3 separate regions of the Mus musculus genome follow, and all the other regions are linked to region 2. The links are chromatin contacts, found by Hi-C or POLR2A ChIA-PET in ENCODE. All regions are on one chromosome and are shown on one strand. The core of a region is the stretch at or near the end of the contact, and the rest is flanking DNA. Distances in the headings are between cores, read along the strand shown. Region 1 overlaps Gm34576 (a long non-coding RNA gene). Region 2 has its middle 65 kb from the start of Gm35039. Region 3 has its middle 5.9 kb from the start of Gm34924.

Region 1 (2,713 bases), core at 154-2,653, 410 kb after region 2:
GCTTTTTGTGCAAGCATGACTTTAGTTTCAATCTCTAGCACCCAGGAAAAAGGTAGGTTTGGCTGTGTGTGCCTATAGCCTCAGAACTGGACACAGAAGGCCAGTAGAGCCTAGAAACTTGCTGCTCGTCAGCCTAGCAAAAGGGGGGACTTCAGGTTCAGGGAGATACCTTGTCTTAAAATATAAAGTAGAGAGGAATGGTAGGGGACACCTGAGGTCCTCCGCTGGCCTCTGTATGTGTTTACAGATGAATAACACACACACACACACACAATTTTAAAACATTTAAAAATTAAAAGACCTCTGTGTTGTTCATGACAGTATAATATTTCTTTAAAAAAAAAAAGAAAAAAGGAAAAGAAATGTGTCACCTGCTACAGACTGGGTAAACGTTGAGACATTATACTTAAGAGAATAATTCTCACAAGAGGACAGTGTCAGTGTATTACTGCTGCTCAGATGAAGGCTGACAAAATCACACAAGCTGACCCTTGACAGGTGGTGGTTTAAAGCTGTGTGTGTGTGTGTGTGTGTGTGTGTGTGTGTGTGTGCGGGGGGTGGGGGGGTGTCTGTGGCTGGGGAATACATATTTAGCAAGCATGGAGTTTCTCATTGTCACAGGGTAGGGGTTGGCAGGCTTGCACATGTGGGGCAAACACTCCCCTACTGAGCTGCAGCCAATCCAAGAAGGTCAGTTTTGTAAGATGAAAAATTTAGAAGGATCGTCTAGTAATACATTTGTGTGACTGTGCAAATATTGAAACGAGCCCTTAAAAATAAGTTGCTAAATCTAATGTTGTGTCCTCGACCTCAATAAAAATTTTAAAGATTAGGTCACACAACTCTGGTATGTTCTGATTTACAAACACGTATATTCAATTACTGGCAGTGTACAATGGAACTGTTTAAATACGACTGAGATTATGAAAAGAATTTTCCCTCTGCATTTTTTCCTTAAAGAATTTTAAGTGAAATTAGCAAGTTTATATATTGAGTTCTGAGAATAGTGTCAGTATTAGTGTTCAAATGAGGGATTTGTTCTTGCCTATCAAGTGGCCAGAAGTCAATACTCAAGTGGGTGAACTTTGGCAAACTGAGAACTAGCAGCTGCCCTGGGGCTCCCTCCCCACTGAGCACAGATCCCTCAGTGCAAGGAGATGCAGTCCTGCTTTTTCTCAGGAGTTGGCATCCTGCCTGCCCCCTCCCTTAGCGGAGTGTAGGCAAAGTTCTTTTATTTTGTACTTTCTCCCGGGAACAAAGCACGTCCTCCTGCCTGTTTTGAAAGCAGAGGCCCCGAGCCCCTGCACAGGGAGAGCTCAGTCTTGGAACATTGGCTTGAGCAGTGTGCAGCCAAGCCATCTGTTCCCAGTCCCCACAGTTTCTAAGCACAGGCAGTGCTTGCTGGTCCTGGCCCGCAGGCCCCTGGCCGCTGTTGAAGTGTTTCATCTCCAGTATGGAGCCATTTGAGTTGATTGGAAACATCTCCTTACCCTCCTACTCCCCGCCCAGAGCATGTGCCCTTGACTCTGATAATAGTCTTGGAATTATTGCACGATCAGCAGGTCCCAGCGTCCCATCCCGGGTGTTTCATCCTGCCAGCCATTCAGGGAGGAGCAGCAGTGAGGTTGCCTGTGCCCGGATCCAGGCCCAGCACTGCTTCAGAAAGGATTTTACACTTCGCTTACAGTCTAGAGCTTTCTGGAATTGTTTAATGATCGTTTTCCACTAATTTTCGCCTCCTGCAGTTTTCCTCATGTAGAGCTGAGGTTGTCATTACATCCCAGCAAGATCCGGGAATCGTGCAGGAAGTAGATCTAAATACTATCAACTTCCCTTCTGGTGCAGGAAGTAGACATAGGCCTTCCTTCCAGTCTTCCTTCACAGAAAATTCTAGCCTCTGCTCTGACTCGTCTTCCCCCAACCTCTACACCCCACCCCCACTCCTATCCCCACGCCACGCCTCCACCCCTGGCAAAGAGGTGGTAGGTTCTGTGTCAGTTAAGACTGTGGCAGGGGCCGGGTGAGGTGGTACACACTTTTAATACCAGCACTGGGGAAACTGAGATCAGGAAAGCAGAGGATCTCTGAGTTTGAGGTCCACATAGCAAGTTCTAGGACAGCAAGAACTACTGACTTAGTGAGACCCTGTGTCAGTGATCCTGTACAGGCTGCTGTAGTTATCCTATAGGCAAGAGTCCTCAGAAGTGAACTGCACCTCCCTCCCACCCCCCATCTCCTTGGATCATGGGGACGATGATAACAGAATATCACAAGGGAAACACTTTTGCTGAATCACAGACAGCTTTACAGAGTTTGGGAAATATTTGACTTTTGAGTTACAAAGTAGGAAGATTAGATGAAGGCACAGCAGATTAAACTCTTCTGTGGGAAAATGTAAGCTCCTGTTTGTGTTCAGTTGTTTGTAGTGTCTTGATTAGACTCAACATCCACTAATCTTTTTACTCCCATAATTACACAGTTACAATTTACCTGTATTAGTCATATGAATTACAGCATAAATGTCAGATACGTTGTATAAAAATTAAGTATGGATTTGTGAAGTGGAAATTTCTGGTTTCTTCAGAAACTCAGTTGTGCCATGTGATGGTTTTTCTGGAAGCTGTTGTGTGAGAGGATGTTTGGCTGAAGCAGACGCTTTAGAGGTCGCTTGATGTTTGGGAAGAGTGTGAGTAGAACCCCACAGACAGCGAAA
Region 2 (3,056 bases), core at 249-2,748:
TTCTCCTAGATTGCCATCTCTCTCAGAAGTTTTGTAATGGCAAATACTCTTTTCTTATCTGTTAAAATATCTTACATCTAAAAGTATGGTGGTGGCTAATTGGCCTCCATTCCCAATTCCGTTTCTCAAGGAGGCCTGAGAGGACTAGCGAAGATGACCATTCACCCAATTTGGGCATCAGTGAGAGAGGAACACAACACCTCAGGCCCAGGAAACAGGCCATCTTGTCCGGGCTCTGTGCAGGCATCCTCCTGCATTGGATGTCTCACTATCAAGCTAGCACTGACTCCACCCTCTCTGCATTAATTCTTGTCATGAGCCAGAAGCCTCGAATATCAATCTTGTTTTTCTTCTTCCAGCATTTCCGATACCAATAATAACACCATTACCCTTAAGTATGAGTCTGTATACCCGACACAGAGTGCTTTGGGGTCATTGAAATGCTCATCCGTCCTTTCTAGGTCTTTCATATCTGGGAATCAGCAATGCAGAAAATGGGATTCAAGAAGAAAACAAAAACCAAAGTGAGGCTTGAAATGAGCGAAGCAGTGCGGAGGGCTGGCACGAGCCGACTGCCACCAGAGCAGGGAGAGCATGCAGGTCGGCTAAGGGAGCGCACCGCGAAACTGGCCAGCCCCTTAGCAACATCCGCATAGCTGACACAGAACACTCTGACTTGGGGAGGGATGAAAATACCGGGTGACATCAGAGGCTCCGAGCACAGCCAGGGCATTCTAGAGGTGTGTGGTGTCAGGACGGCCTGTGCTGGCCTCATTTATCTACCTGAGTCATTTGAACAAAGCACTCGCTGGCTTAGCTTTGTTGTGACTAGAATTTGGAACCAATCCCCTGGCTCTGCCCCCATGGGTTTTGCTACTGCAGCGCAGCGTGGGTATGTAGGAACACAGACCGAATCCTGTGGCAATCAAGGATAGACTGTTCCTTCTCTGGGCCACAGGCTTCCCTAGGAAGGAGCCTTGGCCAAGTGTTTGTGTGTCTCCAGAACCAAGTGTCTGGCAACCAGCAGGTTTCTCGTGAATAAATGACAAATCCCAGAGACACATTCTGGGAAACGCAGGGCTTTTGTGGTGGCAGCATGCTCAACAGCACAGCACTGTGCTGTGGGACTCTTTAGTTTGTGGGACTCTAAGAATAATTTTCACGTCCTGGGAAAAGTGTCTGGCGCTGATTGCACATGCGAAAGTGTCGTGACGTGGGGATTAGGGTTGTCACAGGCAGACTGAAGGCCTTAGAAAAAGCACACCAAAATGGAGGTATTCATTCTAGGGAGGCTGCAGAATACTCAATGAGCTGGCGTTCTTCTCCTCCGAGTGAAGAAGAGGCCATGCTTGAAAACGGGGCTGTAGAAGGAAGGTCTCAAGAAGCCTTACTTCAGATTCCGTTCAGACACCCTCAGCGAACTCCCACATATTCCTCACCTTTCCACTAGGGGGCAGACAGAGGACGGAGAACATCCCAGGCAGGAGGCCGGTCCCTCACAAGGCAATCAGCCTCACACCAACACACTAGGCTGTTTGTGCTATGCAAAAGGCGAGGCTAAGCCTCTCTCTTCCGGCCTGTCACAGTCTCATTGATACTGCATGGTTTGCCTGTGACATCAGACACCGAAAAGTATGACAACCAAACTGTACGGTTCAAGGTGAATGTCAATAAATAGAATAAAAGGGGAGGAGGGGGGGAAGGAAGAAAAAAAAAGAAAGATCCCTGATGTTTTTCTTACCACACATGGTTTGGGGGGATCCTTCATTATCCAGAGTATTCATGATGTATCTGAATTCAGTGACTTCTCACAATGAGAAGATAACTGGAAAACTGCATACGACCTCTCTCTTGACCTCTTTCTATTTACAACAGCAACGTGGTTTCTATCCAAGTCACTGTTTCCTTCTGAGAGCCCATTCCACAGGCCTCTGTGTATCAACACACAGAAGGAAATATTCCAAGGGATATATTTTTTTTAATAACTCCCACATGCCTTAAAAAGTCATTTCCTCCTAAGACATTCAGGGCAATCGGGGCCCCTTAATTGGCTTAATTTTTATTCTTAATCCTCAAGGGTCGAGGAAAAAACAACACGACTATCTTCCTGTTCCTATTACCCTTTCATAAACTGTTGAGCACACAGGCTTGCCTCTAAAAGAAACCACAGTGAGCCTAAAGGAATAAGCATTTGTCAGGCCAGACCCCAGACTGGAAGATCACTGCAGGTGTGAGTCACTCATGGGAACTCTGAGGGTCTGAAAGCCACTCTCCCACTTGCAGAGGTGAGGGCGGCGTTGGCTTAGAACTGGCTCCGTGTTTGCTAGCATTAATAGAAATGTCTGTCAAAACAACGTTTTGTGACTTTTAATGAATTGCATCTTTAATTGTGCTGAGAAAAAAGTAAGCAAATGACGTGAGTGAGCTTACTTACAAGGGAAGGGTCAGCCTGTGTCTAGAACGTGGGTTTCCTGTGGAACGAGAATTCTTGTGCAAATCACTTCAAGCCATCCCTGATTTTTTTTTTTTTTTGAATGCTCTCCCTGATTTCACGCTGATAGCATCACAGCTCAGAAGATCCTATGAAGACAGCCTGACATCAAGCTGCTTTCTTGGTTGGCAAAATGATCTTAAGAATTACCTAAAAATGTGCTGTTTCTAAATGATTTGTTCATCTAAAGTCATTTGATTTTCAATTAAAATAAAATAAACAGGCTTGGCTATATTTGGACACAGATGTTGCTGTGGCTTCCAGATTCCTTTGTTTAAAGGTGACAAGATGCGTGGAGAAGACATTCATCTGATTGGGTATTCAGGCTTACAAAGAAAGTAATTACAGGGCCAGAGAGAGGACTCACCCCCCCCCCCCCTTCATCTAAATTCCCTTCCACATATCAACATAGTTTGACCTTGATGGTTTTAAATGTAAAAGACACTGATGTAATTCAAATAAAGCAATTTTTCAAATACCCCAAGGAATCCGGGATCAGAGATGACAGGCCTGAAGGATGAAAACCTGAGGGGCTAACGGATTCTCCAGTCCTCACGGTAGATGT
Region 3 (2,980 bases), core at 446-2,945, 280 kb after region 2:
AGGGGCCCTGACACCTCACAGGTCTTTGTCTTTGGAATGTTTATTCTGAGAATTGTCTCAAGAAAGATGAGTGTTAGGTTGTTTTGGGGTTTTTTTTTTTTTTTTTTTGCTTTTGTTTTTTGTTTTTTGGAAAGGAAAGGAAAGGCACAGTAAGCTGGAATCCTGTCTTTAAATGTAGCTAATTTCTATTTAATTGGCCAGTAACTGCATTTAAAATAAACACCAGTTGGTAATCAAAAACAGGAGGATAAAGACTGAGCAATTGTGTAAGCAAGATAGAATTACTAAGCCAAAACAAAGTTGGAGGGAAGTGCAGAGACACACTGCTTCAGAGAAAACACAGGAGAGGAGAGACAGCTGTGGGCTCACAGACCTCGGAAAGATGAGCAGCAGCTACAACCGTTGGCGGAATGGATGCTAATCAGCAACTGATCTCCAGTTGTAAAGCATCGGTTCCTTTATTAAGTAAAAAATTTAAAACACTCATAAACAGCAGCTTTAAAACCGTCATGCAAAATGAGCTGGGCACACCCTGGTGTATCCCCAGAGACAGACAGAGAGATTGCATGGAGGTCCAGGAGACTCTTTGCTGAGGGCTGGCTTCTGGGAGTATAGTAATTCTGAGATTACTTCCCTCCAAGGAGCAGAATGTGCCATGGCAGAGCAGAGAGGGGCATGCCTGAACTCTGTGCTTGCTGCACCACCCAAGATGCACAGATGTGTCTTGCACAGGCTCATGCCTATAGCTGTTCTGTTTGGCACTGAGAGAAGAGCAGAGAGGAGAAAGGAAGGGGATGGTGACAGTGCCTTGGGAAGGATCTTGAGGACATGAGCAAGTTCTTCAACTTGAATCTCCATCACTTTAGGTTACACTTAAAAGCCAGACCTTCGCCTGTCCCATCTCTAAAAGGCTCACTGTTTGTCTCCCTTCTAATTAGCATGATTTTTCCCCCTTGAACACTGGGGTTGATTTTCTTTTTTTCCCACAGACAAAATTCACATCCCTGCTTACTGTTTGGTTCATTTGGAAGCAGTACTTATTCATCAAAGGGACTAAAAAGCCCTGGGAGGTTGAGTTCGAAGAAGGACTACACATGAGGGTCACAGTAAGTAGGCACTTCTCATCAAATCAGCTGCCCAGGGATGCTAAAGAGCTTTTTAAAGGGGAACTAATAAGGTCATTCAGCATCTACTGGCTTCTACAAGCCTTAGCTAAATTAGTCCTAGCATACAATAACCCTGTAAGGTAAAATAATGATTCCTGGTATTTTGAAAGCAATCAGTGATCCACGAAGAGGGAGTTAATGTCCCCCAGAACCAAGATTAAAACCGACACATTGAGGGAGGTTCCACTCCCTTCCTGTGATCGAAGGCCAGCTTGTTTGTTTCCAAGCAGGACCTTGGGTGAGGCGCACTTGCTCTGAGAATCCCGCAGCCACTGGAATGGCTGGCCCCTCTCAACTGAGTTTGCTAAGCACAGTCCTTTTCTAAGGCTGAGGGAATGCAGGTTTTGACCGCTGAGGCTGTTGAGACGGTTTGCTAGTTACATATTCTTGTAAGTTGTCAGGAGTCAGCTTTGTCTACATCCCCTTCCCCCCACCGAACACACACGCACGCGCGGACTCAAACCCTGGGAGGGCGGCCCTGGGCCACCCACACGCTGGCACACTTGTGTACGTGGAAGCCAGCTCGCTCTCCGCATTAGCTGTGGTGTGAATTCTGAGTCACATCTGCACAGCCGGAGAAGTGAAAGACTGTAATTTACATACACCCCAGTTCTTGTCGTTAAAGCGGAAGATCTCCGTGTTAAATTCTTCCTTTCAAGTGATTACTCATCATCCAATTGAGGGGAAAGCCTGGGCTATCACCTAGGAAAGCGATCTAATCCAGCGAGTTTGTAGTCGCTGGACGAACGCAGGAGGCCTCTTTCTGGTACCGTCTTGGGGAAGGTGGGAGAGTGGATGGTAGAGTCCCCTATCCGCCCCCCCCCCCACCCTATTCCACCCCTCCCCTCCACACCAGGCTTCCTGAAATTTTTAATTCAGAAAAGGAGTACCTCGGTTCCTGTGTATTGGGTAGGAAGTTGTAAAACAGAACACACTCAAAAATAAGCATTAAGAGTGAGCTCCAGGACAACCAGGGTTACACAGAGAAACCTTGTCTCAAAAAAAGCTTTAAGGCTACACTGAGTCTGTCCACAGCAGGAACCGCCGGCCACTGCGTTTGCATAACGGTAGTGTCCACTCTCTTGTATCCTCTACAGGAAGTGCTTGGTCCATTCCACTAAAAATGGCTGAATATTTTATTGACTAAAACCTGGGGGATGGAACTGCACATAAACATATCTGGAGGGCCGATTTTAGTTGTGTTTATGTCTCATGGTTGGAATCCCTTTTAACTACATATTTTAGAGACTTGGAACAGCTCTGAAATTCAGACACTTGATGAACAACAACCACAGACGTGTCACAGCAACATTTGGACACTTTGAAGATGGTGGCAGGGACTTTAGTGGGGAGGCATGAGAGAAGAGATTTTTTTTCTTCCTAATTATGACACTTTAGTAGCTGGGTACAGACTTCAAAAAGCTAGTACAGACAGAGCAAAATCGTACTGTAGAGCTCCGTTGGAAGGATTCGTCTGCCAGCCGTCACGATGTGGAAAGTTCATCTTTTCATCTTATAAGTAAAAATATCCCTCGGTTCCCCCATTAGTAAGGGAGGGTGGGAAAAGGCATGCGCACTGCACACACTCTGCAGGCAACTCTCTTCAGGGACTCCAAGGTCCTGTGGCCTGTGAAAGAGGTGCCCTCTGCCCAGGGCTCTTAACTTCACAGGGATAAGCTTTTCACCCAGCTGTCCAGGGAACAAAGGGCATGTTTCATCTGCCTACACCCACAGCCCCCTGGGTGGGGCAGGGGGTGACAGTCCAATGCCTATCACATGGCCTCTGGCGCATAAAAGCTTTTAAATAATTCTGA

The links. Hi-C counts contacts between places; a loop is a spot of excess contacts on that map. ChIA-PET counts read pairs that join two places held with the same protein, here RNA polymerase II (POLR2A).
Region 1: a loop to region 2 is called in a map of heart, with 1.9 times the contacts of the local background. The contact joins two enhancer-like sites. A Hi-C loop is called at or near these places in 1 of 37 maps with a recorded cell type or tissue (heart). POLR2A ChIA-PET finds 5 or more read pairs at or near these places in 1 of 5 experiments (Patski).
Region 3: a loop to region 2 is called in a map of left cerebral cortex, with 2.3 times the contacts of the local background. The contact joins two enhancer-like sites. A Hi-C loop is called at or near these places in 1 of 37 maps with a recorded cell type or tissue (left cerebral cortex). POLR2A ChIA-PET finds 5 or more read pairs at or near these places in 1 of 5 experiments (Patski).

What each region holds. Positions count from the first base shown.
Region 1 is chr3:65,454,626-65,457,338 of GRCm38, reverse strand. The region is part of intron 1 of Gm34576 (a long non-coding RNA gene); the gene reads right to left. Among named protein-coding and RNA genes, the nearest start is that of Gm34576, 6.6 kb to the right of the region's middle. Within about 2 kb of position 1,403, at least 1 of the 3 ENCODE cell types and tissues checked has a DNase peak (open chromatin) inside an H3K27ac peak, as active enhancers do; it is heart, where a contact is called at or near this core.
Region 2 is chr3:65,861,898-65,864,953 of GRCm38, reverse strand. No RefSeq gene overlaps it. Among named protein-coding and RNA genes, the nearest start is that of Gm35039, 65 kb to the left of the region's middle. Within about 2 kb of position 1,498, at least 1 of the 3 ENCODE cell types and tissues checked has a DNase peak (open chromatin) inside an H3K27ac peak, as active enhancers do; it is heart, where a contact is called at or near this core.
Region 3 is chr3:65,585,271-65,588,250 of GRCm38, reverse strand. No RefSeq gene overlaps it. Among named protein-coding and RNA genes, the nearest start is that of Gm34924, 5.9 kb to the right of the region's middle. Within about 2 kb of position 1,695, at least 1 of the 3 ENCODE cell types and tissues checked has a DNase peak (open chromatin) inside an H3K27ac peak, as active enhancers do.